Linked DNA regions of Homo sapiens: regions 2, 3 and 4 are each linked to region 1. Evidence: chromatin loops called from intact Hi-C (ENCODE). Cell type or tissue: MCF 10A. All regions are shown on one strand. Links, peaks and the distances in the headings refer to the core of each region. The heading gives the core; the rest is flanking DNA.

What was found. Hi-C counts contacts between places; a loop is a spot of excess contacts. Peaks named below come from ENCODE experiments on the same cell type or tissue, not always from the same donor. Only the 100,000 strongest peaks of a DNase experiment are listed, where the experiment ranks them.
Region 2: it touches region 1 in a loop (8-fold over the local background); 2 of 110 quality-filtered maps call a loop at or near these places.
Region 3: a loop joins it to region 1, with 10 times the contacts of the local background. A loop is called at or near these places in 7 of 110 quality-filtered maps.
Region 4: it touches region 1 in a loop (16-fold over the local background); 8 of 110 quality-filtered maps call a loop at or near these places.

The regions. Positions count from the first base shown.
Region 1 is chr4:63,524,983-63,533,549 of GRCh38, forward strand. LOC105377253 (a long non-coding RNA gene) reads right to left here and starts at 4,759. Exons shown (of 3, transcript NR_188408.1): 1 at 4,675-4,759. In MCF 10A, for the core only: CTCF peaks have their summits at 3,802 (motif pointing right) and 4,010; no DNase peak of the experiment used is centred there.
Region 2 is chr4:64,581,516-64,590,082 of GRCh38, forward strand. No RefSeq gene overlaps it. Among named protein-coding and RNA genes, the nearest start is that of TECRL, 180 kb to the left of the region's middle. In MCF 10A, for the core only: a CTCF peak has its summit at 3,627 (motif pointing left); a DNase peak (open chromatin) is centred at 3,626.
Region 3 is chr4:63,712,401-63,720,967 of GRCh38, forward strand. No RefSeq gene overlaps it. Among named protein-coding and RNA genes, the nearest start is that of TECRL, 690 kb to the right of the region's middle. In MCF 10A, for the core only: a CTCF peak has its summit at 5,201 (motif pointing left); no DNase peak of the experiment used is centred there.
Region 4 is chr4:64,535,120-64,543,686 of GRCh38, forward strand. No RefSeq gene overlaps it. Among named protein-coding and RNA genes, the nearest start is that of TECRL, 130 kb to the left of the region's middle. In MCF 10A, for the core only: a CTCF peak has its summit at 4,330 (motif pointing left); a DNase peak (open chromatin) is centred at 4,322.

The sequences.
Region 1 (8,567 bases), core at 241-8,240:
TATATGATACCATAAACAGAACAAAATTGTAATAACCAGCCATCAAATTCAAGGTCATTATTTCCTCAGTGGAATGAGTACTTTTTAATATTCATACTCCTTCTGAAATTTTAAAATGCATTATGTATTACAAGTTCCCTGCTAAAAGATAGTTTGAGCAAAAATATAGAACATCAGCTCTCTCTTTAATGAATCAGGAGATAGTCCACATTTATACATATATACATAATGCATTTATAAATAAACCACTAGTGAAATTACTTATGTTATCATGCATGCTTTAAAAGAATTTCCAAAGTAAATATCAATTTACATTATCTAAAAACATACGCAACAAATAATGCTTTACAAATACATATTAAAACAATGAACAAAACTATTAAGGTTGACATTTTTCCAATATTAGGTTTGCATATCTATATTTCTTTACAAAAGTAATTTATACTTATGCATTTGATTAGAAGGAAGAAAACTAAGGTCATTTTCAGAAAACAAAATAAAACTTGAATTGGATTTTTGCTCAAAAATGTGTATAGAATATTGTTTACAGTCTGACAGTTTTATAATAAAAATATTATGTGTACTGGTTGCAGTTTTACCATTTATTAGCAAGTTGTCAATTGAGTGAAAGTTTGTAAGTTGTAATCATTAGACCGTTTTTATAAAGTAAGTAGAATAATATGGTTAAGATTGTAAGAATTGTTGTTTCTTTCACTGTTAGTCATCTCTGAGATGGGCTCAGAAGTACAATATTAAGATTGTTATGTGCATAGCTCTGTGGTTTTTGTTAATTTATATAAAAATATTACAATGGTTTTGGCAAAATACATAATTTTGGAAATTATTCCTTTATCAGTGAAGCACAACAAAAATGATGCAGGGACTAATTTCACAATTGAAGAGACTTTTGTTTTATTGCACATTCAGAAAATATGTTTTATACAAATCGTGTTTCCTGTTGATTTTATTCAGTCTTGTGGTATATGTTATTACAATTTTGAAATTGAATTCTGTGTACTTTAAAATATGTATAAAATATAAAAGAACAAATCGTGAAGTTGTGGAGAAAAAGCAACCCTGGTACATGATGGGTTGGAATGTAATTAGTATAGCCTTTAAGGAAAACAGTGTAAGTCTCCTCAAAAAATTAAAAATTGATCGACCTTATGATTCAGCAATCTTACCTCTGGGTATAGATTAAAAAACTGAAATCTATATGTTAGAAAGATATTGGCACTCTCATGCTTTTTGTACCATTATTCACAAAAGTTAAGATTTGAGACAAATCTAAGTGTTCATCAACAGATGAATGGTTTAAAAATTTGGTGTATATACACAATCAAATTATATTTAGCCTTAAAAAAAGAATTAAATCTTGCCATTTGTGACAATATGGATTAACCTGGAGAGCATTATGATAAGTGAAATGGGTCAGACACAGAAAGAAAATTATTGCACAATCTCATTTGCGAAATATAAAATAGTGAAGCTTACAGAGGCTGACAATATAATTGTGGGCACCAGGGCCTTGGAAAGAAAGGGGGATGAGAAGTTGTTAGCCAAAGCATACAAGTTTCAGTTAGATAGGGTGAATAAATTCTTGAGATCTATTGTTAAGCATGATGGCTATAATTGATAATACTGTATTGTATAGTTGAAAATAGTTAAAGAGCAGATCTTAAATGTTCTTAACACACACAAACATAAATATGTGAGGTGACAGACATGTTTATTAGCTAACCGTGGTAGTCATTTTACAATATATACTTAAAACATATGTATACATATACCATTTTCTACCATAAATATATACAATTTTAAACTTGCAATTATAACAGACATTCATAATAAATTCTTTTAATAGAATCTAAAGTAAATAAATAGTTATCTACAAAGTAGTGTCTAAAAAATTTATTCGATTGAAAAAAGAAGAAAGTTCACATTATTTATTCAACTTAATTTTGTCAAACTAATATGTTAACATTTGGTACACTAAAATCTTTAGCAGAGATTAATTTCATTCATGTTATGAATATAATCTGTCACTGAATATTTATGTTTTTCAAATGTTATTTCTGTTATTTATTAAGCAGGAACTATACACATATAAATCTATTATCTGTATCTTATAAAATCTTATATATTTATGAATATTTTACAGTATGATATATAAATATGTAAAAATATATATTTTTATTTAAGATAGTAAAAATAGACTTTGATTTCTTAAAAATAGCAAATGGAAGGTGAATGGGAGTCAAAGTCAGTTGTTTATTTATTTACTTTTAATGTTTAACTATATATACTGATCGAAATTTGAATACCTAAAGCATGGAAACAAATCAGTGAATAAAACACATGAATAAAACCAAATATCTAAGAAGAAACCACTGTAAAAACAGAGCTATTCATAATTTTCTTTTAGAATATGATATTTGAAGCTGTTGTTTCAAAAGAATATTTTGTGAACTTATTGCAATTTAAACACTTTTATTTATTTTCAAAAAATAAAATAAATAGGAATATTTTGCCAAAAAAATTCATTGAGCTTTGCCTTTATATATATATACACATATATTTTTTGAACATTTCTAATGTATTTTCTTAAAGATGCAAGTAGTGTAATGAATTTTATGCACTTTCAATTGTAAATTAAAAGACATAGTATTATATTAATTTTTAAAAACCTATGTTAAAAAATCCTAGTTTGATGTATTTCAATATTATTTGATGGCATACTATTTTAATGTATATATATATACATGTATCATAATATTAATTAATTTTAATAACTGCAGTTCTTTTCACTGAAGTAAAAATTAACATAATACTAAAGATTATGAGAAGATAAAATTTAATGTGTTACCAACAAATGTATTTGGTAATATTATAAAGACTTGTTATTTTATGTAGTTTTTGTAATAATCCCTATGAGTTAGGCACTATTATTATTTACATTTTATAGATGAGGACACCGGTGCACTAAAATGATGAATAACTTTCCTAAGGCCACATTGTTTGATTTTCTAATCTTATTTTTTGCTCTAGGGACAAATTTTTTTTAAGGCTAATTCCTTTTTGAAGTGTCACTCTTAAAAGATTATAAGATATGTATGGAAGGACAAAGTTGGATGCATAACAAAACATGTCTCCCAATATTTTTGCCACTTAATAGGAAAGAACAAGATAGGAAAAAGAGTTTCAATATTAAGGTGTACACTTGGCATAACTGAAAGACAGAGCATATTAAACTACAAAATAACAGTGAGTAAAACTGAAATACCAACAAATTACTGTTTGCAGCATCTTGGGCTACCACTCCACAGCAGCACAGCTTCAGGAATTCATGAAAAGCAAATGTAGACAGAAAATCTGTAGAAGAGTAGACTACTAAAGGAATCTGAGCAGGATATTTAATAACCACCGAGAAGATTAAATTCACTCTAAACCCAAAAACACGGGAAAACTGTCTAGGCAAATTAGAGTATGGTCGACAGGACAGAGATTTCAAATTAGCCACTTGAAAAAGCACACTTTAAAGCTACAAGTGCTATTTAAAGAAGTCAGCTCAATTGTAAAGAGTTTTATGATTTAAAGGTTAGTTGTTGAAACACATAAATTATGTGTGCGGGAAAAATAGACAAAAATAAAACAAAAAAAACACCATTTAGCAATTGTGGAAGAAAAAAAAATAAGATATTGAGAGACAAAAGAAAGCCATAAATTGGGCATTCTCACAAAACCTCCCATATCCCCCAAACAAACTTAAACAATATATGTGTTAAAGTAATTGGGCTTTGTGCTTCTGACACAAGAGGGCACCATTAAACTAATAATTTTTGAAAAATTCTATCATTATAAAAATCAGTAAGAAAAAAGTAAAGTCCTTACACAGCAATTGCAGAACATCAGGAAATAACATCCCAAACATATAAAGGGAGAAAAAGTATTCACTAAAAACAACCCTAAAGAAGAAGAAAATGTAAGTCAACAGAACAGTTATACATAATCAATTTTCGAGGATGTAAAAACATGTTGAATTCGAAATTCAAAAACTAAAAATAAAAAGTAGACAAAAATGAGTATTGAAGATAATTTATTGACATCAGAAAAGTAAAAGAAAACATAAAGTTAGAAATCATAGTAAATTGTATAAGTCCCCAAAAGGAATAGATTCATATAAAATTAAATAAGGGACATTAAAATGCAGAAAAGCAACCAAGAGAAGAAAAAGGACCCCCCCCAAAATTTTTTTAAGTGGTTAGGTTTAGTATAAATGGAAAATTGGCAAAGACGCAAAAGTGTCTAAATTATCAGTTACTAAAGATAAAGATTTTTTAAATGCAAAAATATAAACAAATTACAGTATGTGTGTGTGTGTATATATATATATATATACATATATGTATATATAAATATATATATATATATAATTAGTCCATTTTCACACTGCTCTAAAGAACTACCTGAGAAAAGAGGTTTGATTGACTTGAAATTCTGCATGGTTACGGAATATATTTATATATATATATATATAATTAGTCCATTTTCACACTGCTCTAAAGAACTACCTGAGAAAAGAGGTTTGATTGACTTGAAATTCTGCATGGCTACGGAGACCTCAAGAAACTTAAAATAATGGTGGAAGGCAAAGGGAAGCAAGACATATCTTACCTGGTGACGGGAGAGAGAGCAAGATGGGGGAACTGCCACACACTTTTAAACTGTCATATCTCATGAGAACACACTCACTATGGAGAAACCGCATGGGATAAAACTGTCCCTATGATTCAATGACCTTCCACCAGGTCCCTCCCCTGACACGTGGGCATTACAATTGCAGATGAGATTTGGGTGGAGGCACAGAGTGAAACTATGTGAGTATATTCCAAGAAACTTTCCAGAAATAGAAACAACAGCAACAATCACATAATTCTGTTGATTTGAAAGTGGTTACTAGATACCTGAAAAAATTAACCAAGAAAAATTAACTTCAAATCATATTATAGTAAAAATATTACATTTCAAATAGAAAAAATGTATGATGACATCCAGGGAACAAAGAAAATAAAATAACTTACAAAAGCAAAAGTAGCCGACACGCATGAGACTTTTTAAAACCAGGAGGCAAACGGAGGTAGCAATGAGGCAGTATTAAAAGAGTATGAATAAATGAAAGAAAATGTGAACCACAGATGTTACATGTACCTCATCTGTCTTTTAAATATTAATCTTTGAGAAAAAAATGTTTTCAGCACATTTCAGACTTAGGAAAGTCTTTCCCCTTTGGCTTTCTTGAAGAATCTGTTACAGGATAAGTATTATTCAACTAAGTAATGACTTAAAAAGCTGGTAAGCATTTTAAAATAAATATATTTTGGCAATAGAAAAAAGAAAATGGAAAAGTTTATTTTTATATAAGCAAATGTGTATTATAGGATATCACAATAAACTGATAAAGTAAGTCATTAAACATTTAAAGACATTAAAACATAAGTAAAAAGTAAAGAACTTGAAGAAATACAAAACTTTCTAAATACAACAAGCAAATACACAAATAAAGAAAAAATACACATTTTTAGAAAATTAAATGTAGCAAATAAAAGTTTTAAAATGATAACATATTATTACAGAGTTGAGAAAAAAACTTATGATTCATAATAATAAGTTAGAATGAGCTTAACTCACCTGTTTAAAAAAAAAGATTTTTATTTTGACTCACAAAGAAGACATAATTATATGGCATATAAAAGACTCACTAAAAACAAAGAAAAAAGAAAAGGTACATAGAAAGTGTTTTTTTAAAAAAGGTGCTTCAGGTAACTGAAAACAAAAAAGAATGCATAGTGATTCTTTTTTTTTTTTTTTTTTTTTTTTTTCACAGCTCATTGACTTATGGTCTTTAATGAGGAAGCCACAATGGAGCAATTATTTCACTGATAACACATTTATTATTGCTCTAATTTCCTCCTTAGCTCTGTTAACTGTATTATTAAATAAATAGCAATACTCACAATTTCTTTTAAAATGCAACTAACTGCTATGTAAAGAACAGTGAAGTAAAATATATTTATAAAAAATGAATATTTGTTTACTTTTTTTTGTATTCTACTAAAAGACACATAGAAACTGTAGGAGTCAAAAAAAAGAAAAAAAAACACCTCTTTGTTCTCTAAAGGTTTGTTGAAAAATCAATTCACACAAGGCAAATTAATTAAAGAAAAACAATATAAAATTTATTAACATGTACACAGGTAACCTCAACGTGAGATTACTTAACCCTCAGTAAGGTGCAGAACCTTATATACCATCTTGGGATAACAAAAATAATTAGGGACTTGGATTATGGCATAATATGTTATGGCAGCAAAACAGGTAATGGCAGACAGGGGGTATTAGGCCTGGCTAGCAAAAGGGGTCTTGTTATATAAATGAAATCTCACAGGTGGCAACCTTCAGAAATAATATATAATATATGTTTCTTTCATCTCCTTTAATCTTTCCTAGATCTAGGTGAGGGAAGCCCTGGCTACATCAGTGCACATTCTCTATAGATGAAAATTTCTCCCATGAAAGGTAGCTTTGTCAGGCTACTCCTGTTTGTTGCCTCTCTAAGAGCCATCTCAAAATATGTCAAAAAAATATATATTGGGGTAAAATATTTTTATATTTTAAGAAACCCACTCTGAAACTATAAAAAGTTTCACATATTAAAAACCAAGTTAATAGATTTGGAGAAGGCTAAATGTTGTAAGATAGAGACAGACAAAGGAGTGAAAAAACAAGTTGGAATAGGTGAAAGAATAAATTTAAAGATTTCACCCCATATCTTTTTGAGCCAGTCTCTTAGCCCAAAGAATAGATCAGTTCAGTTAAACAGCTGTATCTCATTTCAAGAGATGACACTTCCAACGGGGTAGACCTCCATAAATGATATAGGCAAACAGATCATTAATAAAAGTCATTTCTATGGAAACAGAAGTAAAACAAAGGTTAAAGTCTGTAGTGGTCTATAAACTAGCTTTTCTGGAGTCTCTGAAGCATCTTCGGATTGCAGTGGCAATCTGATAGATTTTTCTGTATTACAATTAGTATTAGGAGTACACATGAACATTCTGACTAGACCATACATCAGCAGACATGAAGACTGTTTATGTAGAAGTTGCTGTGATTTCTTCCGAAGTTTATTTAATTTGTGTAACTTCAGTTTGCAGGGCTTTACAAAAAGCATAGTTTCTATTTCTAGTGCTTTCAAGTCAGAAAAATGGAATAAAAAAGTTGAAAATGTTAGTTTTTGGACTTGTAGCTCAGAAAAAATTCAAAATACAATTTAAATTGTATGAAAATAATACAACCATAATAGGACCAATGTATTAGCAAAATGAGTTCTACAAAAGAAGTAACCTGATTATTTGCATAAAGTTCAGAAAGAATAGTAGTTGTCTATGCAGTTTCTCTTTAAATTATCTTTACTATAACTTTTTTATAGGGAGACTAATATTAGACTTTTAAAATCCTCAAGGATAAGAAGCCAAGCAAGGGGGAGGAGCCAAGATGGCCGAATAGGAACAGCTCCAGTCTACAGCTCCCAGCGTGAGCAACGCAGAAGACGGGTGATTTCTGCATTTCCATCTGAGGTACTGGGTTCATCTCCCTAGGGAGTGCCAGACAGTGGGCGCAGGTCAGTGGGTGTGTGCACCGTGCGCCAGCCGAAGCAGGGCGAGGGATTGCCTCACTTGGGAAGCACAAGTGGTCAGGGAATTCCCTTTCTGAGTCAAAGAAAGGGGTGACGGACAGCACCTGGAAAATCGGGTCACTCCCACCTGAATACTGCGCTTTTCTGACTGGCTTAAAAAACGGCGCACCACGAGATTATATCCCGCACCTGGCTCAGAGGGTCCTATGCCCACGGAGTCTCGCTGATTGCTAGCACAGCAGTCTGAGATCAAACTGCAAGGCAGCAGTGAGGCTGGGGGAGGGGCGCCCGCCATTGCCCAGGCTTGATTAGGTAAAAAAAGCAGCCGGGAATCTCGAACTGGGTGGAGCCCACCACAGCTCAAGGAGGCCTGCCTGCCTCTGTAGGCTCCACCTCTGGGGGCAGGGCACAGACAAACAAAAAGACAGCAGTAACCTCTGAAGACTTAAATGTCCCTGTCTGACAGCTTTGAAGAGAGCAGTGGTTCTCCCAGCACGCAGCTGGAGATCTGAGAACAGGCAGACTGCCTCCTCAAGTGGGTCCCTGACCCCTGACCCCCGAGCAGCCTAACTGGGAGGCATCCCCCAGCAGGGGCACACTGACACCTCACACGGCAGTGTATTCCAACAGACCTGCAGCTGAGGGTCCTGTCTGTTAGAAGGAAAACTAACAAACAGAAAGGACATCCACACCAAAAACCCATCTGTACATCACCATCATCAAAGACCAAAAGTAGATAAAACCACAAAGATGGGGAAAAAACAGAACAGAAAAACTGGAAACTCTAAAAAGCAGAGTGCCTCTCCTCCTCCAAAGGAACGCAGTTCCTCAACAGCAAGGGAACAAAGCAGGATGGAGAATGACTTTGACG
Region 2 (8,567 bases), core at 412-8,411, 1.1 Mb after region 1:
ATTATTTACGGGGCCCTTTCTGAGCTGTCCCCTTATGGCACTGACCTGTCTTATTTCTCACAATTTTATTAGTACTCTCTGTATTCCAGGCTGACTCAGCAATTTGGGATACATGCCAGGGACATGCCTGGTACATATTTTAGGGCCTTTGCATTGCTTTTCCCTCTGCCTGGAATGGTTTGTCTCCTCCCTCAGCCCTCACATCCACATGGGTCATTCTTGTAGCTCTTTCTTTCCTTTTCTCAAATGTTTTCATCTCAAAGTCTCCCCTGACCACGTTACTTGAATTAATACTCACCCCTGTCTACTTTTTCCTTACATCTTCTTTTGTTTTATTTTCCTTTATAGAAAGTTTCATGTTCTAATATACCATATTATATACACATTGATTTTATGTGTTGTATATTTCCCAAGTAGATTCAAATTTCCACAAAGACACATACTTTTGTCTGTTTTTTTCCATGCTATATCTGAATTCTAAACAATGTTGGGCTTATATTAGGTACACAATATGATGTGTTCAAAGAATTGAATTTTTTCCTCACTCATTTCTTTTACCAACATAGAAGTAGTACATTATTTTTTTTTTCCTTAAGTCTAACATAGCTATATTCATGTGTAGGTAATTTATGATTAAACATTATTTTTATCACCCTCCTTTAAGAACCACTTTTCTTGTCACCCACTCTTGAATAGTATAAAGTTGACTTCAGTATTTTACTTTCAATACAATTTCAATCTGAAAAACCAGAATATTAACATTCTTTTATATAATCAATGTTTCCTTAGTTTTACACATATATTGCCACATCGTTGCTCATATCTTATTGTTCCTGAAGCATTCATTTACTTTTTTTTTGCTGAAGAATTTTTCTGATATTTTTAATTTTTATAGTGCAGAGAATTCCCATATACCCTTCACTGATTTTCATCTAGTTTTATCATCTTACATAATATCTTAGTTGGTTCTGGCTGCTGTAGAAAAATACCATAGACTGCATAGCTTATGAAAAACAGAAATTTAATTCTCACAGAAAATAATAAGTCTGGGGCGTCTAGGATGAAGGTGCCAGCAGATTTGGTGTCTGGTGATGGCTTGTGTTCTGGTTCAGAACTAAAGCCTTCTCACTGTTTTCCCACATGGGGGAAGGGGTGGCTGTTAAGAAGGAGGAAGGGGGCGGGGTGGCTCTTAGGCCTTTTGTATAACGGCCCTAATTCCTTTCATGGGGGCTCTGCCCCATGACCTAATCACCTCTCAAAGGCCCCACCTGCTTTGGGGTGGGGATTTCAACACAGGGATTTTGGAGGGACATAGACATTCAGATTATAGCACATATTGTGACATATTTTTCAAAACTAAAAAGAAAATTATGTTGGCATATAACTAAGAACTAAACTATAGACGTTATACAGCTCTCCTCAGTTTTTCCATTAGTATTATTTTTCTGTTTCAGTATCTAGTCCACATTTTTGCATTTAGTCTTCATGACACCTTAGTCACTTCTGAATTGTGACAGTTTCTGTCTGCTCTTGTTTTGGCAATTTTGTCTTTGGCAACTCTGTCTGTTCTGGCAATTTTGTAAGATTACTAGCCCAATATTTTGTAGAATATCCCTCAATTTGGGATTTTCTGATATGCTTCCTGAAGATAAGACTGGGGCTATGAGTTTACGGGAAGAATATCAACAAGGCAAATTACCTTTTTTATTATATCATATTAGGGGTACACACACACACACACATACATATATATGTATATAAAATGCTTTCTTGACACAATTTTGAGGCCCTGGCTAGAGGCCTAACACTTCCCCTACTTGAGCAGCTGAGTAAGTACATGCCCCAAACGCTTCCCTCACTGAACTCTCACACTCCAGGATACTGTGCACCTACCCTCATCACCCCAGGGCCAGTTCTCTGCCAACTACAAACAGTTCCTATACCTCAGAGCCTGAGATATTCTTTAAAACAGCCAATCCACATGAAATAGTCACGATTTGGCTAACCCCATCCCTCTTGCCATATATAAGCTGCCCCTACAGTTTTAGTCAGCTGTTACCTGTACTTGGGCGCAACCCTATGTGTTTCTTTGTGTGGCAGACTTTTCTCATTTACAGCCATAGGGAACAAAAAGTTATGTTATTTTCCTTACCCTGCTTGTCATGATATTGTGTCCTACTGTCAGAAGAATTTTTTAATCTTATAAAACAAGGGGACAAATGATATCAATATGCTTTATGATAAATGATGTTAACCTTGTTTGCTTGGTTAATGTAGAGTCTGATATGTTTCTCTGCTATAAAGTTACTTTTTTTCCTTTCTATTCTTTATTCTCTGGAAAGAAATCGCTAAGTTCAACTGACAGGAGAGGGGAGTGGAGGCAAGTTAGTTTCACCTGCTGGAGGGGAGTATCTGTGTATACTATTAGGACATTTTCTATAAAAATAATTTCTCCCCTCATTTATTTATTTATTCTATCATTTATTTATACTAGTGTATTCTCCTAGATATTTATTTTAAATGTGGTTTATAATCTAATACTGCATTCTTTATTTTGCTGCTCAAATAGTTCCAGGTTTGAAAATTGGAAACTGAGGATTCTGGCTCCAGGCCAAAATTGTATGCTTGAACCTTCAGACCCAATCATTGGCAATTACAAGATTTTGCCTGGCAGTTGCTACGGGGGAAGCTGCCCTTTCCACACCATGCTGGGTGCATAGTAAGGGTGTTCTTATCTTTCAGAAGAAGTTGCAGTCAAGGACTCAGGACTCTCAAAGCTCATAAGTTGAAGAAATACAAATCTGGTATGGGGAGGGCAGCTTGCCCCATGAGGCCTGCCAGACAAAGCTTTTTTATCAGCTGTTGTAGGATCAGACTTCCTGCTGGTCAGCCTAGAAGGGGTCTGCGTGACTGCCAACTCCTCGGGAACCTAAGTCGCCTTACAGAGACTTAGGAAGTTTGGTCCTCTGTCTTTCTAAAAAAATTGAAATAATTATGTATTACTGTTCACCCTTGGGGAAGGCAGATTAATTTTTTGTCTAAATTTGTATAGTAATAACTCCCCTAGCTTCATATCATGGGAAGAAAGAGGTATTTCATAATTCTTATCTTTGGGGAACCATAGGCATTCTCTTGTCACCTGGCCCCAGAAAATAAGAATGTGAAAGTTTAGGACTTTCAGAGCTTATAATGAATCTTCAGAGTGAAAGAAAACTTTGTACTTACCTATTAAATTCTTCTTTTTAATTTTTGGCTATAGTAAAATCCTTCCTATAACATCAGCTCTACAATGTATTTAAAATGTTTGTATTGTATGTAGCATTTAAATTGTTTTATCTGATAGGCTCATTTAGAATAACTAGACACAAGTTCTTATAATATAGTAAAACATTTTGGGCGTAGACCTGTTCTTGTTTACTGACTTTAAATTTTCATCAATTTAATCAATAACAACATGAGGGGGCCTTTACAACAATTATGAAATACAATGGAAAATATATCAATCATATTAAATTAAAATTATTTTATTCTTTAATCTTCAGGAAAAAAAGTGATTTCGTGCATCCATTTTTCTCTGTTAAGTACTTTTTTTCCCCCCTCCGAGGCCAGGCCCATCTGTGATGTTATGGTGTTTCAATACTGCCCTCTCGTGGACATAAGTAGAATTTTTTAATTTTCTTTTTCTGACCAACCTTGTTGAAAAAGTAATTTCTAGTTAAAAATTTGAGTTTTTTTTTCTGTTGAATCGGTTTGAATTATATGAAATATAAAACACTTATTCTTTATAATTAATTTCATACCTTAAATAGTATATATATTCAAATACGCATTTACCTCATTGAATAAATTAATTTCTATAAATGTAAGAAAAGATTGTCTGAGAGTTTTAATTTAGCTCCTCACTTTTCTGTTGTACCTTCTCCCTCAGGCTTATCCTTAGTCTACATATGTGTCATTCCAATTGCCAAAAACTTCATGATGTAAATTACTTCTGTATGATCTTTTGAGAATATTATTACCAATCGATAATTTAAAGTAATTATCTCCATGAATCAACAGCGATTCACCTATGTCTCATATTTTCAGAACTTTACTAATTGATAAGAGGATAAGAATTCAAACATTATTTAATGTATTAAATATGTGCTGCTTCACAAGAGGGCCATTTCCATTCTAACAATTAGGACTTAGTGGGTGAAAAAAAAAAATCAATCCTCAGAGTTTGAAAATTTAAATAGAATGTAATATGACTTAAATATAGAAATTAAATGTGCATGTATGAGGTAGACTGTCATTAAAAAATAATGTATAGGACATATAGAAATAGAGAACGAGCAGTAAAAATATGTCTTGCTACTTTCTGGTTGAATGACCTTGGGTAAATTACGACTGAACTTCTATTGTCATTTATGATAACATTGACAACATTAATCTTACAGAATCATTATAAGGATTGAATGGCATAATACATACCGGCCACATAATTCAGTGTCTGATATAATTTATTTTCTTTGCAAAAATTGATATTGTTCCCCAAATAAAAATAAAAACATGAGGCATTTTAACAATAGAGGCACTTTTCATTAGAACCATTAAGTTAGGCAAACAAATGATAACAACAATAATGACAACAAAAAAGCTCCACACAATCCACAGGTGTATGATTCAAAAGCACAGAGAATTTATTTAAATAATGAAAATATTCCACTTTGTTAGTATCTCCAAAGAGACTAAAAAACCAACTTAAAAAGTATAAAACATATGTGAGTGAAATATTTTTCTTTCTGGTTTCTGCATAGTCACATTTCACTAACAGGCTTATTTATACAAAGTTATCATAATATTTATACTGTTAATAATATAAATAACTATACCTGGTTTAAGTATTATAGTAATTTTGATTCTATTTTGTACCTATTTATTAATATTATCAACATATAACCACATTGCTATTGGAATAAAATGTTTTCTTGCTGACAGTCTAATCTTTACTGATATTTAGTTTCATGGACTCTGTAGTATTTTGTCTCATTAAATAGTTTTGCAACTACACTTTTGGCTGGCAAAGTATAACTAATATACATGCTTCAAAATCTTTCAAATCCAAACTAATAATTTTTAAGAGATTGAATAATTTAGTCTAATACATGAAATAATAATGTATATGTACATTGTTCAAATGGTATAAATATCACCCTCAAAAATATGTTTAAGAGAATGACTTTTGTATGTGTGCTATAGAGATACAGTGGAATTTACATGAAAAAAATATCTTAAAGGCAACCCATAGGAAGTATTAAACTCATAGTAACTGTTGTTAAATATTTAAAATGCATTTTAAAATAATTAAATAATTTTAAAACAATATTACCTAAAATTTAGAATGTAACAATTATTTAAAATCTCATGTGAGATTTTATTTTATATATATAATATATATCATATAAATATATATATTATATATTTATATGATATATATTATATATATTATATATAAAATATATATATTTTATATATAATATTTATATAATATATATATATAATTGCTCAGGTTCCATCATGTTCAGTGTAATTAGAAATTTCAGCTGTTATTTCCCAGGTTGTTTCTTTGATCACTTGTTTTCTTGTTCACACATTTATTGAACATTCTGACAATGCTGTTTGTTTCTTGCTCTCTACTAACAGATTTACACATTAGAAGGTTTACACAATAGAATGTTTGACTATAGTAGATGGTATAATGCATGGAGACCAACAATGAAAACCAGGTAAAAAGACCTGCTATGAGACTGTTAGCATAATCCTGTGATCATTGTTTTCCCAGGAAGAAAGAAAATGAAGATATTTGAAAGCAGTTTATTAAAATAATTGGTAAAAGTAAGAAAAAATGTGAAATTTCTGTTTTGAGCAACTGGATATTTAAAAATAGAAACATAGAAAAAGAAAATTTTTGAGGAAGCAAAAGAGTTTAGTTTCGTCATGTCAAACAGTTTACAACAGAGAGTGTAACTAGTGTATTCTCAGGGAGTAGTAGCTGAGGAAAGAAGAAAGGTTTCCAAAAGGAGGAGTCACAGTTAAAATAATTTATCAAGGTTTTGCTTGCATCCCTCTGGATAATGCCTCATTTGGCCAAAGGTAGTTATGGAAGTAAACCAGTGTTAATACACGGGGCACTACTCAAGGTATGAATACCAGGAGGTCTGGAACATTGGAAGCCGCTGACATGTCAGCCTACCACAAAAAGCATGAAAGAAAATACAGATCCCTGCTATAGAATTTATTGTTGAAAGCTTCTGAGGCTGTAGTTGTCATTTAGAATTCCCTTCTTTCCAAATTGATTCTATTTCCTTACCTCACAGGCAGAAATCAACTATTGTTGTTTTCCCTCCTTGTCAGAGAGACCTCAAATTTTATTATAGATGTCTCTGATTCATTCATGGTCATGTTTATTTTTGATTACTGTAATTTTCCCTTAACTTGTGATATTGGAAATGAAATTAATGAATGGGGGCTTAGAAAATCCATTGAAATTCAGAAATAGACACTTCTCAAAATAAGACCTGCAAGTGTCCAACATTTATTTCATGTCATCAAACATGAAAAAAATGTTCAACACCACTAATCATCAGAAAAAGGCAAATCAAAATCACAATGAGCCACCATCTTACACCAGTCTGTCGGCTTCTTTCATAAAGTCAAAAAGTAAGAGGCTGCAGAGAAAAGGGAATGCTTATACACTGTTGGTGGGGTATAAATTAGTGCAGTCACTGTGAAAAGCAGTTTGGTGATTACTTGAAAAACTTAGAACAGAATTATCATTCATCCTAGCAAGCCATTTACTGGGATATGCTTTTCTTACAGCTTTGACTTAAGAGAATATTTTCAGTTTATTTTCAATTTGGGTCCTGTCTTTCTTTGACATTTATTTTCCCAAAAGAAAATAAATCATTCTACCAAAAAGACACATGCACTGGTATGCTCGTCTCAGCACTCTTTACAATTGCAAAGACATGGAATCAATCTGGATGTCCATTAGTGGTGGACCGCATAAAGAAAATATGGTATATATACATCATGGAATACTATACTGCCATAAAAAGAACAAAATCACGTGGATGCATCTGGAGGCCATTATCCTAAGTAAATTAATGTGGGAACATAAAAATAAATACCACGTGCTCTTACTTAGAAGTGAGAGCCAAACATGGGGTACACATAGACATAAAGATGAGGAAAATAGACACTGAAGACTAGTAGAGGGGAAGAGGGGAAGGGGAAAGGGCTGAAAAACTACCTATTCAGTACTATGCTCACTACCTGGGTGACGGAATCTTTCATACTCCTAGTTTCAGGATCATACCACATACCCATGTAACATAGCCTGCACGGGTTCTTTCTGAATCTAAAATAAGAGTTAAAATTATATAATAAATATTCAGAAATGATCCTTCTTGATCCTATTGTATAATAGCATCCACATTTCTTCTTGCTAATAATAATTAAGCATTTCAAAACATACCACCTCATTCCTTGCTTGTTGATTCATTTTAACAAAGAACACAAAATGGCAAGGTGGCAGTTTCAACTTCTAATACAAATGAATTATATTTGTCATCTCTGTTAGAGGTATTCCTTCCATGGAAACCATGACCTCCCACTGAGAAGAAAGCAACGTTGTGAGAGCAGAAAGCAAAAATTCTGTGGGTGGGTTATTAGTTGTAACAATAAAAGAATCTACCCTTTTAGATGTGAATGAAATCTCACATCCGTGTAGTCTGGCTACAGGACCTGGTCCTGTTCCTGCTAGGTAAGTCTCCTGCACTTGGTTTGTCTTCCACTAAGAGTAAAAGCTCCTGGGGCCCTTCTCACAAGCAGATGCCGTCATGCTTCCAGTACAGCTTGTAGAACCATGAGACAATTAAAACTTCTTTCTTTATAAATTACCCAGTCTTTGATATTTCTTTATAGCAATACAAGAATGGACTAATATAGAAAATTGGTACTGAGAGTAGATATTCCCATAAAGATATCTGAAAATGTGGAAGCAGCTTTGGAATTGGGTAATGGGCAGGGGTTGGAACAGTTCAGAAGACTCAGAAGAAAACAGGAAGGTGAGGGAAAGTTTGAAACTTCCTGGAGACTTGTTGAATGGTTGTTACCAGAATGCTGATAGTGATATGGGCAGTGAAGTCCAGGCTGAGAAGGTATCAGATGAAGATAATGAACTTATTGGAAACTGGAGCAAAGGTCACTTTTTTATGCTTTCTCACAGAATTTGGAGGTATCGTGCCACTGCACTAGGGACCTGTGGAACTTTGAGCTTGAAAGTGATGATTTCGGTTATCTGGAGAAAGAAATTTCTAAGCAGCAATGCATTCAAGATATATCCTGGCTGCTTCTAACAACCTAGCTAATATGTGTGAGTAAAGAAATGACATGAAACTGGAATTTATATTTAAAAGGGAAGCAGAGCATAAAAAGCTAAAAATTTTGCAGCCTGGCAGGGCACAGTAGCTCACACCTGTAATCTCAGCACTTTGGGATTCTGAGGTGGGTGGATCAGCTGA
Region 3 (8,567 bases), core at 209-8,208, 190 kb after region 1:
TAACAGGCAAATAAATCCCATTACAGTTCTTGGTAATTTTTTAAAATAAAATTTATATTTAAATAAGAGGCCTTGATAGATATGCCTTTTATAGTAATTCAAGAAATCATTGATAATTTGGAGCCCATTTAATGACCTATGGTGGATTAAATAATAAAGTTGGAGAAGTTTACTCTGAAATAGTAAATGTAACCCAGCTCTCTATCTCACAAAATGTTCTTGTCACTAGAAGAACAAAAAGAAACTGAAATATTTCAGAAAATTCATTTCTGTTGCTTATCATGTACTTAAATAATAAAGATATAGATCTTTTTCATTTCACCAATTTTGTACTTTGTTCAGTGAACCACAATGTTTCTGATACATTAATAGTTATAGATTATTTATTACATTTCTCAAATGGGCTGTCTCAAATATGACTGGGCACTTTGATATCAATTTCAAGTTTAAATTTACAAGATTAAATCTGTAATTTCTCCAAGTAGAAGAAATTTGAGTACATTATACTAATATGAATTTTAAAGGTGAGAATATTACAAGTGTATAAAATTTAATTTAGATAAATGGACTCAGCCTGGCAGAAGTATTCCCAAGAAGAAAAGTAAATTAAATGTTTTAAATAGCATGAAAGCTAGGATTAGTAGCATGAATTATGTTTCTAAGTATTATTAAAATTATTATTGTCATTTAAGCATGATCTACGTATTACATGTATAATTAACAGAAAAAATAAAATGTAAAGAGCTCAGTTATTTTTAAATGGAAAGATAACTGACTGAACAATATGTTTCTATCTCATAAGCCTTGATTCCAGAGTAAATTTGTGAGACTATTTTAAAACAATTTTATTTAAACAATATTTTAGAGTAAAAATAGTGTTTTATTTAAATTACTTTGATTGTTTAGTAGACATTTTCATAATCTATTATGTGCCTGATTGAAATAATCAAGTATAATTAAGACAATGCAGTGTATTCATAAACATTTTAACAGTTGTAAAACTCTGAAAGATATATTTTCTTTGTTAAATGTAGGAGTACAAGAGGATCAATTATGCAAACTATAGATTTGAATGTAATAAATCTGATTTAATGACAAGCAAGGTAGGAGGAAGAAAATTAGTCCCTTCATTTACATGTATATATTTTATTGCAAAAATTAAACTTAGCTAAAATAGCAGTTGAACAGTATCTGCTCTTTGAAAAATAGTAAATGTAATTAGCCTAGAACAGTATAAGACACAATAATGCCTAATCTCCATCTCTCTTTAAGAGCAAGAAAGACTAGTCAACTTAACTTTTTATGAACACAGTTTTATTCTAGTAGTAATGTAATTTTATACTTTAATTGTAATCTACAGCTTTGAGAGGGATTTGACTTTCAAGCAGTATCACATTTAATGCAATACAATGAAGATAATTAAACCGAGATTTAGAAGTATCAGAGTAAATTTTCAGAACAATTGAATATCAATATAGACCTTAGACTATTGGTTCAATATTCTTTCCAACATTATGTTAGGCCATTCTTGCATTGCTATAAAGAAATACCTGAGATTGGATAATTTAAAAGGAAAGAAGCTAATTGGCTCATGGTTGTGCAGGCTGTACAGGAAGTGTGATGCTGGCATGGGCTTGGCTAGTGAAAAAGCCTCAGAAAACTTACAATCATTGCAAAGGGCAAAGGGGAAGCAGGCACTTTACATGGTCAGAGCAGGAGCAACAGAGTGGTGTAACAGGTGCTACACACATTAAACTGACCAAATCTCAGAGAACACATTCACTATCATGAGGACAGCACCAAGAGGATGATACTAAACCATTCATGAGAAATCTGCCCTCATAATTTAATTATGTCTCACCAGACCCTAACTCTAACGTTGGGAATTACATTTTGACATGAGATTTGGGCAGGGATGATATCCTAAGTATATCATTGCATCCCTGGCCCCTCCCAAATCACATGTCTCTTCCACCTATGAGCCTGTTAAAAAAAAAAAGAGAAAAAAGAGAAAAGAAAAACTTCCAATCTGGAGGACAGTGGCCCTCTTCTCACAGCTCCATTAGGCAGTGCACCAGTGAAGACTCTGTATGGGGGCTCTAACCCCATATTTTCTTTATACACTGCACTAGCAGAGGTTTTCTGTGAGGACTCTACCCCTGAAACAGGTTTCTGCCTGGACACCCAGGCTTTTTGATGCATCCTCTCAAATCTACACATAGGCTTCCCAGCTTCATTCACTCTTGCATTCTGTGCACATGCAGACTTAACACCATACCTTGTAGAAGCTGCCAAGGCTTACGGCTTGCACCCTCTGGAGCTGTGGCTCAAGCTGTGCCTGGGCCCTTTGAGCCACAGCTGAAGCTGGAAGATAGGGATGCAGGGAGCCATGATCCCAGACTGCACTGAGCAGCAGGACCTTGGGCCTAGCCCAGGAGACCATTGTGTCCTCATAGGCCTCAAGGCCTGTGAAGAGAGGGGCTGCCTCTTAAATCTCTGAAAACAACCTTTAAGGCAGTTTTCCCATTGTCTCAGCTATTAGCACTTGTCTTCTTATTTTTATGTGAATTTCTTTAGCAAGTTGTTCAGCAGCCTTGTTGAATTCTTTTTTTTATTTAACCACATAACCAGCCAGCAAATTTTTCAAACTTTTATGTTCTGCTTCCCTTTTAAATATAAACTCCAGCTTTAAGTAAGTTATTTTCTCTTTTATATGTGTAGGTTGTCAGAAACTGCCAGGCCACGTCTTGAACGTTTTGCGGCTTAGAAATTTCTTCTACCAGATACCCTAAATTATCACTCTCAAGTGCAAATTTCCACATAGCCCTACGGCATGGACACAGTCCATCCAAGCTCTTGGCTAAGGCATTATACATGTGACATTTGTTCCAGTTCCCAATACATTCCTCATTTTCATCTGAGACCTCATCGGACTAGATTTTACTGTTCATATCATTATCACCATTTTGGTCGCAATCATTTAACCAGTCTCTAAGAAGTTTCAAACTTTACCTCATCTTCTTGTCTTATCTGCACCCTTCACACTCTTCCAATCTGTTCCTGTTACTGACTTTCAAAGCTGCTTCCGCATTTTCAGGTATCTTTATAGCAATGACCCACTCCATGGTACCAATTTTCTGTGTTAGGCTGTTCTTGCATTGCTAAAAAGGCATACCTGAGACTGGGTAATTAAAAACAAAGGAGGTTTAATTGGCTCCTAGTTCTGCAGGCTGTAAAGGGAGCATCATGCTTGTGTCTCCTTAGCTTTTGGAGAAGCCTTTGGGAAACTTACAATCATGACAGAAGACTGAAGGGAAAGCAGGCATTTCACATGGCCAAAGTAGAAGCAAGAGAGTGATAGGGAGTGGGGACACACTTTAAAATGACCGGATTTCAGAGAACTCACAATCATGAGGACAGTACCAAGGGGATGATACTAAACCATTCATGAGAACTCTTCCCCCATGATCCAATGACCTCCCATCCAGGCCCCATCTGCAGCACTGGAGATTACATTTTGACATAAGATTAGGGGAGGGACAATATGCAATCTATATCAAACATACTGGCTTTCAGATAAATAAGTAAGAGCAGAGGCTATTTTTGTTTATCTCAACATCTGATGTTATCAGTCATCAAAACTAGAGTTATGCTTTTAAAAAATATCTAAAATTATAGGAAATACAAATTATATTGTATGTGCTACATATTATATTATTAATTAAATTGTTAGTGATGTCAAAGTTTTCTTTCTGTTTCTTTTCTCTTTGTGTTTACAAATAATAATGAAACACTAAATTGCCTTTAATTATTTAATCATTATTTGCTTATTTACATATTGAATAAACATTTATGAGACATGTAAATATTAACAAAAATCTTACCTCCTTTCCAAATACAGAATACTACAAGACTATTTTAAAGATTTGATAATTTCTTTTAGTCATGTCTATATTTAACAGATATCATGATATAATAAGCTGTTATAACTATAATAACATTTTCAGTAAACATGTTTTGAAAACTTATGCCTCAATGTTTTAATTCCCAAAATAACAATTTATTCTACAAATTTTGAAAATCTCAAGCAGACACATACACAGAAACAGGCACCCACAGGCACAAATAAAGTAATTTATAGTCCCACACACCACAGAGTATCAACATTAGGATTTTGGTGGATACTAATTTCAGTCTTTATTTCTCTCCATTAAGAAATATAGTTCATTTTGAAGATGAAGTGATTCATGATAAGTAGCAAAATTGTAATTAGAATCAGGAGCTCTTGAGCTACACAGTATTAAGCCAGCTCTTCTACTTTCTACCTTAGAAATCTGTGGACTTAACCCTGGTTTCTATTTAACATCTTTGTATTTAATTTTCTCAACTGAAAAATGGAGAAAATAATAGAATTAATCATGCATAATTTTATAAAGAGTCAATTAATCAAAATATAGAACATACCAAGAAAAGTTCCTTACAAATAGTAATCAGAATTAACCATTATGCTCATTAATGTATTATTTAGTAATCAGACTTTTACTTCATAGTTGACAATGATTCTCTACTTCATTTCAGTTACTGAATATAGTATTAGTGTATAAAATAAAATTGATTAACTGAACTCACGATACTGATGCAATGGTTAGGTCATTATAGTTTAAACAGTCTTCAACTTTGAACCCCTAATCACTACGAATGCCAGCCCCATATTTTCCTATACTTGTCAATGTTTTTATTTGTTAATAATAAAAAAAAAAACCTAACTTGCGGTTCATTGTCCGAAATCATCAAGCAACAGAAAAAGTAGTGTTGTAGCCTTTGAGAGAACTATAAATTTAAAAGGCTTTGCATACTATCTTCTCTCTATATCTGTCTCTTTCTCTCTCTCTCTTGCTTCTCTTCTGTCTCTGTTTCTTTTATGCTTTTATTTTCTTCTTTTTTTTTTAATTTCTGTTTTTTCCAAATAGTTTAAGTTTATGACCACAGTGGAAACAAAATTAGAATTAATTGTCTTCCAACACTGTATACCAAACCACGGAATATGGGAATAATGCCAAAATGCTGCCAAATTGGGTTAGTCAGTTTTTTTGTATTTAAATTTTAAAGTCATAAACTTTATCCAATTTCTCTCCCTTTTTCTACACAGCGAAGTAAGCATAACCTGCCATCTGGTGGATGTAAGGTGAATGATTTCTGGAAGAAGCAATGGATGTTTACACAAGGAGATGCTTATCAGAAACATGGAGGGAAATAAGTAAGGTGAACAAGTGCATGCTGGAATGGGGAAATTGCAAACCATATATATTGTCAGAGGTAATGACTCTGTTTGTTGTTGCCTTGTATTGCTGCACATTACCTTTTCAAGAGAAGCTTGAAATGTAAAACATAATGAGACATCTTATTTCGATGAAGGCATCTACTTGAAGTTACTGGAAAAAAAAAAAGAATATGAATGTCAAATTCAGTCTAGGGAACACAACTTTTGCTTTCTATTCTTAAGAAGGAGACTTTCAAAATAAAGTCACTAATAACAATTCTAAATGTTCCAAAATGCATTTATTGAGATGATCAAGTACCCAAAGTTGGATTTAGATCTTTACTTGTTTTTTCTTCTATCATAGTGTAATGTTGTCAAGATTTTAAATCTCATGTCTTTCATACAAACTTACAACCTAATATCTGCTTTACCGATTTTAAGGGTAGATTGGAATAATGCATATAGAGCACCTAAACAGGATGTCGATATACATCAGTATATATTCCTAACACGTAATTTCCCTAAAAAATGTGTCACAAAACATGATGTTTTAAAAAAAGAAAGAAAACTTGGGACATTATTGTCTCTTAAATATTTTTTAATATGTTAAAATCAAAAATATAATTGTATAAAAAGTAATACCTACCAATTGATAATTCTGAAAAAACAATATTTGTAAAGCTTCTAGGAAGCAACAAAGTCTAATTACAATTAAACAATGGTATAATCAACATGGGCACTTCAGTATGACTCTCAAGCAGTACAAAAGATAAAAATGAAACATAAAAAATAAAAAATGATAAATGTTGACCTGATAATTCGTGATAATTTTTTTTTGAGCACAATTGAAAACCAATGCTTTGGTATAAATTCATTTGAAATCTTTAATTCTGCATTTCTAGTTTAATAAAACCAGCCATGTTTGATTCCAAACACTCTGCAAATTTTAAGAGAAACTTTGCAGAGCAAATCAACATCATAAGCATTATGGCAACCACAATATTTGTTAAACTAGGTTCAGGGGGAGCATTTATTCCTTTGGTTATTTCAACTAAACTGCATTTCTGCCTCGAAAGTGTTTCATGAGACTCCAGTGGATGAGGAGCAGTTGTGATTCATTTTAGTACCAGAATATTCCAGAATAATTAGCTTTTAGTGAAGAGCTGCCATCATGAGCCAAGTTTTAAAATATGCTGTTTTCCTCAGTTTTGTGCCCATGAAGGGATACTTTGAAAGTACATTAGATTGGCATGTACTGCTACTAAAATGTAATTTTCCATTTATTAGTCAGGAAAGGATCTTTTTATAATATAATATAGATAACAGCACAGCCCTAGACAGATTTTTTTCCCATATCCTTGTCCACTACAGAGCTATTAAACCATGCATTATACATATGACATTTTAAAAAAATGACATTATTAGGGTTTTAAAATTAGTTATCTAAAATTCATTTATAATATTTTATTATGGCTTTAAATTAATGATAGAGAAATTCCATGGCCAAAGTCATGACCGTGACATTGACATGCCAGAAATAATTAAATATACCATATATGGGCACAAAAACAAACAAACATGCAAGCGAAGTTGAGATCTTAATTTAAAACAAATTATCAAGTTACATCCTCAATCTGGGGGAGTACCTATATGAAAGGACTGGGTACATGAGTAATATGTAGTGATTTAATTCAAAAAAAGTAGAGATACATTTTTTTGAAAATGTAAAAAGATCATAAAAAAGTAATCAATATGCACTTCCAAAATGCTGCATTTACATTATTTGTTTTTAATGCCTTGATTTTATGATTGCTTAATAGTGTGAATGCGTCTCAAGATTCATTTTATTTAATAAGCTCAAGAATTAGACCTGGGTGGAGAAATAGATTCAATGGTAATAATTTATTTAAATTGAAGAAGAACAAACAATAAAAATTTACAAAACAATATGATAACTATTGTGGTAGAGATATTCCCAGGATATGGATATGTGGGAGTTCAGAGAAACAAAACAAACAAATTGGTAAGAATAGTAGTAGAAGAAATTATTTTTCTGGTAGAGTTAATAATCAAGCTACATTTCGAAAGAATAAAAAAGTTTTATTGACATAGATAAGAGTTAGTCTTCTCATTGCCTACCAAAATACAAGACACCTAATAGTTCTTAATAATTGGTGGAAGAATGAATTGCTGGTACAATAACAACATTTACAAAGGCTATGAACAAGACACCATAGCTCACTTAAGAAATTACAGGTATTTTGGCAGGACTGATAAATTTAGGATAAAACACCAGGGACAAAGGATGAACCTGATAAACAATTAAGAAAAAGCGTTACATATTCCATGAAGAGAAGTGGTTTACATGCTGATGATAGCACAGATAATCTGGTTTGGCTCTGTGTCCCCACCCAAATCTTATCTCAAATTGTAATCCCCAGGTGTCAAGGGAGGGACCTGTAACACCCACATGTCCAGGGAGTGAGGTGATTAGATCATGGGAGCAGTTTTCCCCATGCTGTTCTCGTGATAGTGAATTCTCACAAAATCTGATGGTTTTATAAGTGTCTGGTATTTTCCCTGCTTGCACGTCTCTCTCTTGCTGCCATGTGAAAAAGGTCTTTGGTTCCTCTTCACCTTTCACCATGATTGCAAGTTTCCTGAGGCCTTCCCAGTCCTGTGGAACTGTGTCAGCTAAACCTAATTTCTTTATAAATTACCCACTCTTGGATGATTTTTTTGGTGTCTTTATATAAGTGTGAGAAAGGACTAATAAAACAGATTACTAAAATAAGTAAATGCTTACATTTTTATAAATAATACACATTAGCAGTATTGAGGTTGGCCTGAGGGAGACAAGTCTGGAGATTGATACCAATTAAAAGACTTCCAGTAGGGTTTATATAATGTTATGAAATTTTAATGTATTGGTAGTAGGAGTAAAGAGATGGATTATACAATATTAAATCAATAAGACTCGATGAGTAGGTGGATATAGAAGTAAGAGAAAAGGCTACTAGAATGACTTCTGTTTTTGAATCTGTATCAATTGGGAGACTGGAGCTTTCAACATAGAAAAACAATTCTAGATCAGTATCAAGGCTGCGGGTAAGAAGATTCAATACTAAAAATATTAAATTTAAAATTCCTGTCCAAAACTCAGAAGAATGTCTAAATTGTGTATTCAATGACTGTTGTGTGAGAAGAGTTATGCTAACTATTGAGAAACTTTAGGTTTTTTAAGGGCAGATAGATGCTAATAAATTCAAACATGTATACACATATCATTGCTAAATATATAATATGA
Region 4 (8,567 bases), core at 354-8,353, 1.0 Mb after region 1:
ATCTGCAGGTTTTTTTTCTGTGTTTTTCTTTAGCTAAGTTTAGCTGCTCAGAAGTCAATGCATAGTAGTTGAAGAGTTGACCTTAACCAAAGTTGTCTATTTTTAATCATCATTCAGTTATTCATACAATAAATATTCATTAAACACCTATCATATGCTGGTAATTCTAAATACTAGGAATACTGTTGTAAACAAGATGATAAAGTCTCTGTTCTTGCAGAGATCATAAATGGTTGGGGAACAAGAGAAGTAAACATTTTAAAGTGTAATGATCAGAACACTATGCAAAATAGGTATTTACCTATTTTAGGAATGTAAATCTCACCAAGAGGTTAGGGAAGATATTCCTAAGGTAATTAAGCTCTGAGACTAAAAGACTACATAGTCATGTTTAGTAAAAGGTAGGGAAAGAGAGTGTCATTAAACAGATGGAGGAAATAAAAATACTTTTGTCTATTTATTTATTTTCACTTTCCTCTGTAAGGTGCCATACTGGGTCTTTTCAGCTGCCAAAGTATGACATTTGATTTGTTTTGAAAATGTATATAGAAATATGAAAAACCTCCATCCAGTATTTATGTTTATGCAATCACTAATATGCACAACTTTTTGCATATACTGTTCAATTGTATAAAAAATAGTTTTGCTCTCTATATATTCACCTCCCTTCCCACACACATCCGCAAATCCTCTTAGCTAATGCTCTGGGGATGAGTAGGGCAAAGTTTCTACTTATGTGAAGTCTATAGTATAATCATGATCTAGCCCCTAGAGAAATATTTACTAGTTTCTATCTTCTCTGTATAGCTCTTATTACAATTTAATGTATGCCATGTTTACTAATTTATTACTAATTTTTTAATTTATATATTGTCTGCCTCCTCCCAACTACAATATAAAGAACTGAACCAAGGTGTCTCTGTTTCTGATTGTATCTCCAGTGCCTGGAACTCTCCTTCAGTTAATAAATATCTCCTTTTTAATAAATATCTATTGAATGAATGGATGAAATTACTCATATTTGATATTTGTGAATATAGAGTCAGCTATAGGTAAAATTATCATTCACTTCCTATTTAAGATGCAAAATTTCTTTTGTAGAAGAGTCCATAAGAAAAATAGGGAGATTACACTCAGTATCTGCTGTTATGTCTGTTTAAATTGAAAAATTGTTGTATAAGAAGTGGCTCTCTTCAGAGCTTCCTTGCAAGTTTGTGAGTTCAACTTCCTTGTGAGTTTGTGAGTGTAAGTTTCCTTGTGAGTTTGTGAGTTCATGAATTTGGTTGCCTACTGTGTACCTATAAATATGTAGACAGTACTTTCTTCCAGGGATCTAAACCCACTCATTCTTAGATGGTATGACTGATGATCTATAATTTGTGCAAATAATTAAGTGGAATTTCACAGAATCAGGGCCATTAGCTTGTACACATCAGGCTGTTGCTAATATTATCTTTGTTTCCATGATTATACTTGATATTATTCAGTATAATTTTGTTACTAAGTTTTCTCTTGGATTTCCTCTGCAAAACTTTTTTCTCAAAATGATACACTACTTACGTTCTGACTACTAAAAATTTGTGTGCTTTTCTTTTTCTTTTTTTTTTTCTTTTTGCTAGATATGAGGATCTCACTGTGTTGCCCAGGCTAGTTTCGAACTCTGGAATCAAGCAATTCCGCCACTTCAGCCTCCACAGTGCTGGGGTTACAGGCATAAGCCACCATGACCAGTTTGGTTGCTTTTTTTTTTCTTAACTCTAAGATAAAATGTTCTTTCTTGCTGTAGTTTACGTTGTTTTCCTATTGTCTTTATAAGTGACTATCCCATGCCTTCCTTTTAATACTCTCAGATACGTAACAGTAATTAGTTGTTGGTTTTTTACTTGTGCATATATGCCTTGAGAGAGAAAGCAATATATCAGGGCTTAAAGTGAATTGATAAGCCAAAGTCCTATTCCTTGTCATTCTTTCTAGCTAAGAATGCTTCATAGCAAACATTGTTTAAGCTGCTTTAAAAATCTAAATATGACATCTGTAGCATGTCTGAATCTTGTAGCCACTTGAATACTTCTAAAATTCTAAATTCTAGAGAAATGAATCATCATTTAATCATCCAATAAGAAGTACAGTGAATTGGTATGAAACCAATAGATCAAAAAATAATGGATACTTGGGGGAAAAATTATATAGCACTTACTTGCTGCAGAATATGGTGTCCATAGCCGGGTACATCATTATCATCATTATCATCATCATCATCATCTTAGCAAAGGAGCTATGACACATTTGTCTATATGCCCGGGGCTTTGTGACATTCTAATCTGTATTGTGAGACACAGATTTAGATTTTCATTCTTTTACAAACATCTCTGCTGTCAGAATCCTGACCAAGCAGCAAATAATTAAAAGAGTGACATCAGAACTGAAATGTAGTTGTTTCTCGACCAAAATTATTTATTTGGTAAGTGTAATAACACTTTAATGGATTGTATTTGAAGCTAAAATTTAAGTTTTATCTGTATCAATTATCTGTGCATTTTGAACTAAATGCACTATTTACAAAACTAATTTTTCCTGAATACGCTGAAAACTACACTAGCTTTCCAAGGTTCTGGGCTTTCTCTCAGGAAGTAATTTATTCACATATAATAAATTAGTTCATAAAATGCTCAAGTTTTGATAGAATATACCTATATATGTTTTTTAAAAGAATATACCTGTATATGTCATTTCTACCTCTAATGGTTTTCTATTTTAAAACAAAAATTTTGCGAACACAAACAGTAAATACATATATCTAAATAAATTTGAGGAAAATAACTAATGTGTAGAGAAACCAGAACATTTAAAAATAAAAAAGACTAGAGAAGAAAGTAATTTTACTTTCCCTAACTTCCTTTCTTTCATATTTATTTTTGAAATAAAATATTTTTGAATCTAAGTAAAATTTAAAGAAAGGAAGTTAGGGAAAGTAAAATTAATCAAGTCAGAAATGAAGGAATCTAGAAGAGGTAATATATTAAAGATGACTGTCAAAGCACTTTTAGAATTTTAAAGAAATGTTCCTCGCTCCAGAACTATTTGACCCTCCAGCTACACAGGTTTCTTCACACTTATGCCACGTGCCATCGAACTGCTTTAAAGTAATGGTAAACCTAAGTGGAAAATTACTTTTTAGGCCAATATTGGTCTAAAGCCCATTCAAATTCTTGTCTTACTGTCCTGGCATATGCTCCTACTTCTGCTCTTCCTTTTTTTTTTTGAGATGGAGTCTTGCTCTCTTGTCAGGCTAGGGGGCAGTGGTGCGATCTCGGCTCACTGTAACCTCCGACTCCCGGTTTTAAGCGATTCCCCTGCCTCAGCCTCCTGAGTAGTTGAGACTACAGGTGCCCACCACCATGCCCAGCTAATTTTTTTTGTGTGTTTTAGTAGTGACAGAGTTTCACCATATTGGCCAGAATGGTCTGGATCTCCTGACCTCATGATCTTCCCGCCTTGGCCTCCCAAAGTGCTGGGATTACAGGCGTGAGCCACCGCGCCTGGCCCTGCTCTTCCTTTTATCTCTTTAAATAGTATTTCTTTTTCAACTGCAAAACAAAGATCTTGCAGCATTTCCTGGAATACTTCAAACTTGTTTTGGCTATCCATCGTTCTCTTCTCCAACCGGGCAGAAAAAAATTGCAGTTATTGAAATGTCACTTCAGACATTCCAGTCCTTTCACAAAGCCGGAAAAGTGATTAAAGGCAAATGGTAAATAAACCCTTAAAGCTTCTAAGCCGTTATGGATCCGTCTCCACAGCTTCCAATGACTTCTGTTTGAAAGAAGCTTCAGAATAATTCCAAATCAATAATGGGCAGGGCTGCAATGAAATGATATCTTGGATTGTATTGTTTGGCTTTTCTTGCTATTTTGGAGACCCTGAAAATGAAGGACAACTAAACGTGTTCTTAGCTCCTTGTGAAAAAATGGAGTTTCATTGTTTGTTATTAAAGTGATGATATTTTTCAGGCCCGGGTCATCAGATGCAGAAAATATGTGAAATTTTCCACAATACTTTAGCCATAATAAAAGAGAAAGGACAGATTATTAGATTTTTGTTTGTAGTCAATGCATTTGTAAATCAATTTGCCACGTTTTTAGTTTGAATACTCTTCTCACTCCAGTTAATGGCTTTCCTGATGTCATTAGAAAACTACACCTTTTTATTATAATTATTATTACCAACTAACCACCTAAATTTCTATTGGAAAACATTAACTAGAACACATGTGGATAGCAGCTTGCTTGTCTGTGAATATCCTAAAGTGCTGGGGTAAGGCTGCCACCTAGTGGAATAACAGCAACACTGGTGAAATAAAAGATCATCTGGTTAACGACAATAGCTATACCACGGTTTTCACATATCCTCAAGTGCTACAATTTATGAAAAAATAATAATAATTAAAAAGTAGTATTACTTATTTACCCTGAAATATTAGGGAACTTGTTTTCTTTGAGGTGTATGTGTGTGTTTGTAAGCAAAACAAGCAGGAATGTGAAAATTACGATTATTCAAGACCATGAAAATTAAACTTGTCAAGTAATAAGTAATTTTTTAACTAACAAACAAATAAGAAAATAATATCTCTATTTTTGCTCTTGGTGTTTTCCTATTTTTCTCAAGGAGTAATATTGTTTTAAGACCCTTATATACAGTTAAGTCCAATACAGAAAAACATTGAAGAACCTCTGCCTTCCCATCTAAATCATTACATTTCCTCATCCACCTCTCAAAAGCAATTTTGTTAAAGAATAAAGGTGTTTCTTTCAGAGTCTCAAAATAAGTATGCAAGGGTGATGCCAGCTCCTTGGGTGTAAGAAATGGTTCATTCATCCTTATTTCCAGCATATATAGAACTTGGAAATTAAAAGATGTTTCAGCAAATTATTGGTACACGTTTATGTATACATGGTTTGAAATCTTTAAGAGGCTTTGTAAAATATGTGCATTGTAAAATATCATAGTACCTGCACATTTTAAGTATACAGGAATTTTATTAAGTTAGCTATATCTGTGTGATACATATAGAGAGGACAGACAAAAGACAGTATATTTCAACCCTTTAAAAACATTAAATTTCTGGATGTTTTAATTGTACAATTTTATAAACATTACATAATTATAATATGTTATACATGATGCCATAATGATCAAAGAGCACAATGATTGTAGTGTGTAGTAAATCTTATAACGGTCTGTGGAATTTTATTTGTTTTGTTAAAATTATACCTAAAAACTGAAATAAATCACGTTTTAAGAAATTTGGGGGGTCAACTGCTTAGAAATGTCTAAGGTTATCTAGTTTTGAAGATTATTTGTGAATATTGACTCTTCTAGTCCTTTGTATTATAATATAGTTATTTTAATTAAATGATAATTTTAAAGTGGGAAAAATATTAGGCTGCTACATCTCTATGCTACCACCACATTCAATCTTTTGTAGACTCCCCAGCTTGAGAATGCCATCTCTCATTTTAGAGATTTCTACTTTGTATATGATCAAGGCCAAAATTCTTGACAAACCATGTAAGGGCTTTCATCACTTGGCTCCTACCTGCTTTAGTATCTTAAACTCCAACATTCTCCAAACCTACACACAACACAAGTCAGCTCACAGAGAGCTCTGTTTTCCAGTCAAATTGTGGAACATCTCCTACTGTATTTTGTCCTGTTGCTTCCTCTCGGACTGACAGTGCTGCCTCCTTTGTTGAGCAAAAGCCAAACTTATTGAAGAACAAAAGTAAGGGATGCTATTGTCAAATGAAAAGGAAAGTAGATTCTAACCCCGATTCCTTAGAGTTACATGGACTTTTATAAGTAATGTATCGTCATTGCATTTCAATTTCCTCAAGGTTTTAATTGTTGACTCAGGAACAATATGCTTGTGTAAAGGGGTTGGAAGAAAATAAATGCTCATTAAATGCTACACACATTGGTCTCTTACCAAAATTTGTTTTCCGAGTAACTTTCTGTGTAAAACTCTCTCTGAGCTGGTGAAACATTTTAGCAAAATGGGCCACAAATCTTTTGAGATACTTTTATTATTTACTTAAATATTTGTATATGTCTTCTTTGAAAAATATAACATTCTTAGGAGGGAGAGCCTTGAGAGTTTAATTTACTACCATATTCCTAATGGTTAGCATATATTCGATGCTTACAAAGATGAACTGCCCTCTCCTCCACTGCTTCATAATGGTCACGGTGTCTCTTCTCTAGGTGTAAGAAGCACCTAGAAACATATTTTGGAGCATTAAAATTGGGAATAAATTGTATTTTTAACAAAATGAATTGTAATTATATAAGAACATGTTAATAGTGGATTACAATCACAAAAAGGATTGAAAGCTTTGCTTTGCCTCTCATAAAGCTTAAAAGACGCAAATTGCAAAATTAGCCCGCAGGAACTTTGAAAACATCTCAATATACCATATTTCTGCTCTGCAGAGCTTCCAGTTTTTAATGTCTAGTAACAAATAACCTGTTATTTATACAGAACAATCATCTCACAATCTGTTCACTTGTTTTCATATAGTTACTATTTTAAGTCAGGCACTTTCCACTTCCCAAATCTTGTACCAAACTCTTACGTTTCCATAATTTTAAATCAGATATTCACGTCTAATTTCTGCCTCTCCATTGCGAATAAATGTGAACCTGGGAAAGTCAATCCTTAAAATGAATCCCAAGTGGCTGAGACTAAAGTCAAATACAACCAAATGGCTGTTTGCTGACTAGAGGTTACACACATACTCTGAATTCCCAGAAAACCCACTACTTCTGTTTAACTTTGGGACTTTCAGAACTCACATGACCAACTAATCAGAGTGCATCTTCCTTGACCAATCATGGCTTTCCAAGTTTGGATGCTTCATTTGAATAAATGAACCTGATTGGGAACCTGGGCTGGAACTTTCTCTTTAAAAATCAAGCCCTGCTTTTTTTCTCTGGAAAGCACCTTCCTTTTACACCAAAGGTTTTCTTCCTGGTTTGCAAACTGTTCACAGGAATAAAGTCTTCCCTCCAAATTCTTTTTCATGGAACTTTTGTTCACACCATTAATAACCCCAGATAATATATCTAACAGAATATTTATCCTTGTTCCAGTGTGCTTTTAGTGTGTTTGTTTTCTTTCAGGCTGAAGATCTTTATTCTGACTCAGAGTCAAGTACTCTATGCAACAGGTCTTGCCATTCCAGGAGCTGGCATGAAAACAACAAACAATTTGTTATTATTAATAATTCTCTAGCTTAATGAAGAAACTAAACTGGAGAAACAGCTCATTAGTGTGGTTTAAGCTTGAGTTGTGGCATAAAAACAGAATTTGAACTCCAGATTCGCAAATTACTAGCTTTCTGCATTTGGTCAAATTACTTAACTTCTGTAAGCCTCATTTTCCTCATTAATAAAATGTAAATACAAATACACTGTATATTTTGATGTTATTGTTAGAATTAAATGAGAAACAACTATGTGGATTGTGTATAGTACAAAGTCTGAAGTGTAGTGTGTGGTATAATTGACTACAATATAGTGTACTACTGTTATTTACATGGTAATGAATGTTTTGATAGTGTTATTGTTTAAATATCCCTAAGTCTAAGCTTATTGAAATTTTATATTGAAAAATATGTTAAAATATGCTTTAAAAATTTTGATGACTATATCCACTATTTCACTTGTTTAACATTAGTAATAATAGCAATTTTTAGAAACTACTAACCAACTTTATCAACAGAAGCATATTATATTACTCTACCTTCGTAACCCACACATGAGATAAGCAGAGCACGTATTAATATGCTTTTAAAATAAAAGAGAAAAAAAGTGTTCAAAAAGCTGCATATGTTATACAAAATTACAAGTAAAGAATAGAACCAAATTTTTCTGTTGTCTAGTAACCCAAGTTATTTGGTTTTAATACTATGTATTTTTCTATTTAAAATAAAATTGAACATTTATTTATCTAATACTTGTTTATATAATTTCAATATATTAACTTATTTATTATCACAAAATGTAACTTAACCAATTAAGTATTTGTATTCTCTCCAGTTTAAGGGATGAGGCTCTTTAGAAATCGAGGAAAATTACCCTAGGTCATTGACCCATTATGAAGAAAATACAAGATCTGAGCCACATAGTCCAACGATAGAACTAAACTTTTCAGTATTATGGTATACTGCTTATTATAAATCCATGGAAAGTTTATTTCCCATATTGGCATTATTTGAAATTAAAAATTAAATCATGGGACTAAAATCAAAACATTGAATCACTGCCAATCTACAACTGAAACAAAGCAGTGATAATTTTCTAAAAATGCTCTCTTAAATTGCATGTGCAAACTATGAGTTTATGATTATGGCCCCATTTGAGAATTGCCAATTTACAGAGCTGTGGTATATACTTAAATAAAAATCTATACTTAAAAGCAGTTAAATATTATCTGCATTTACACAGTGGCAATTACTAACTACAATAGTGTACAGTAATTCAAATGCAAATATAGGGTTATCTCAAAG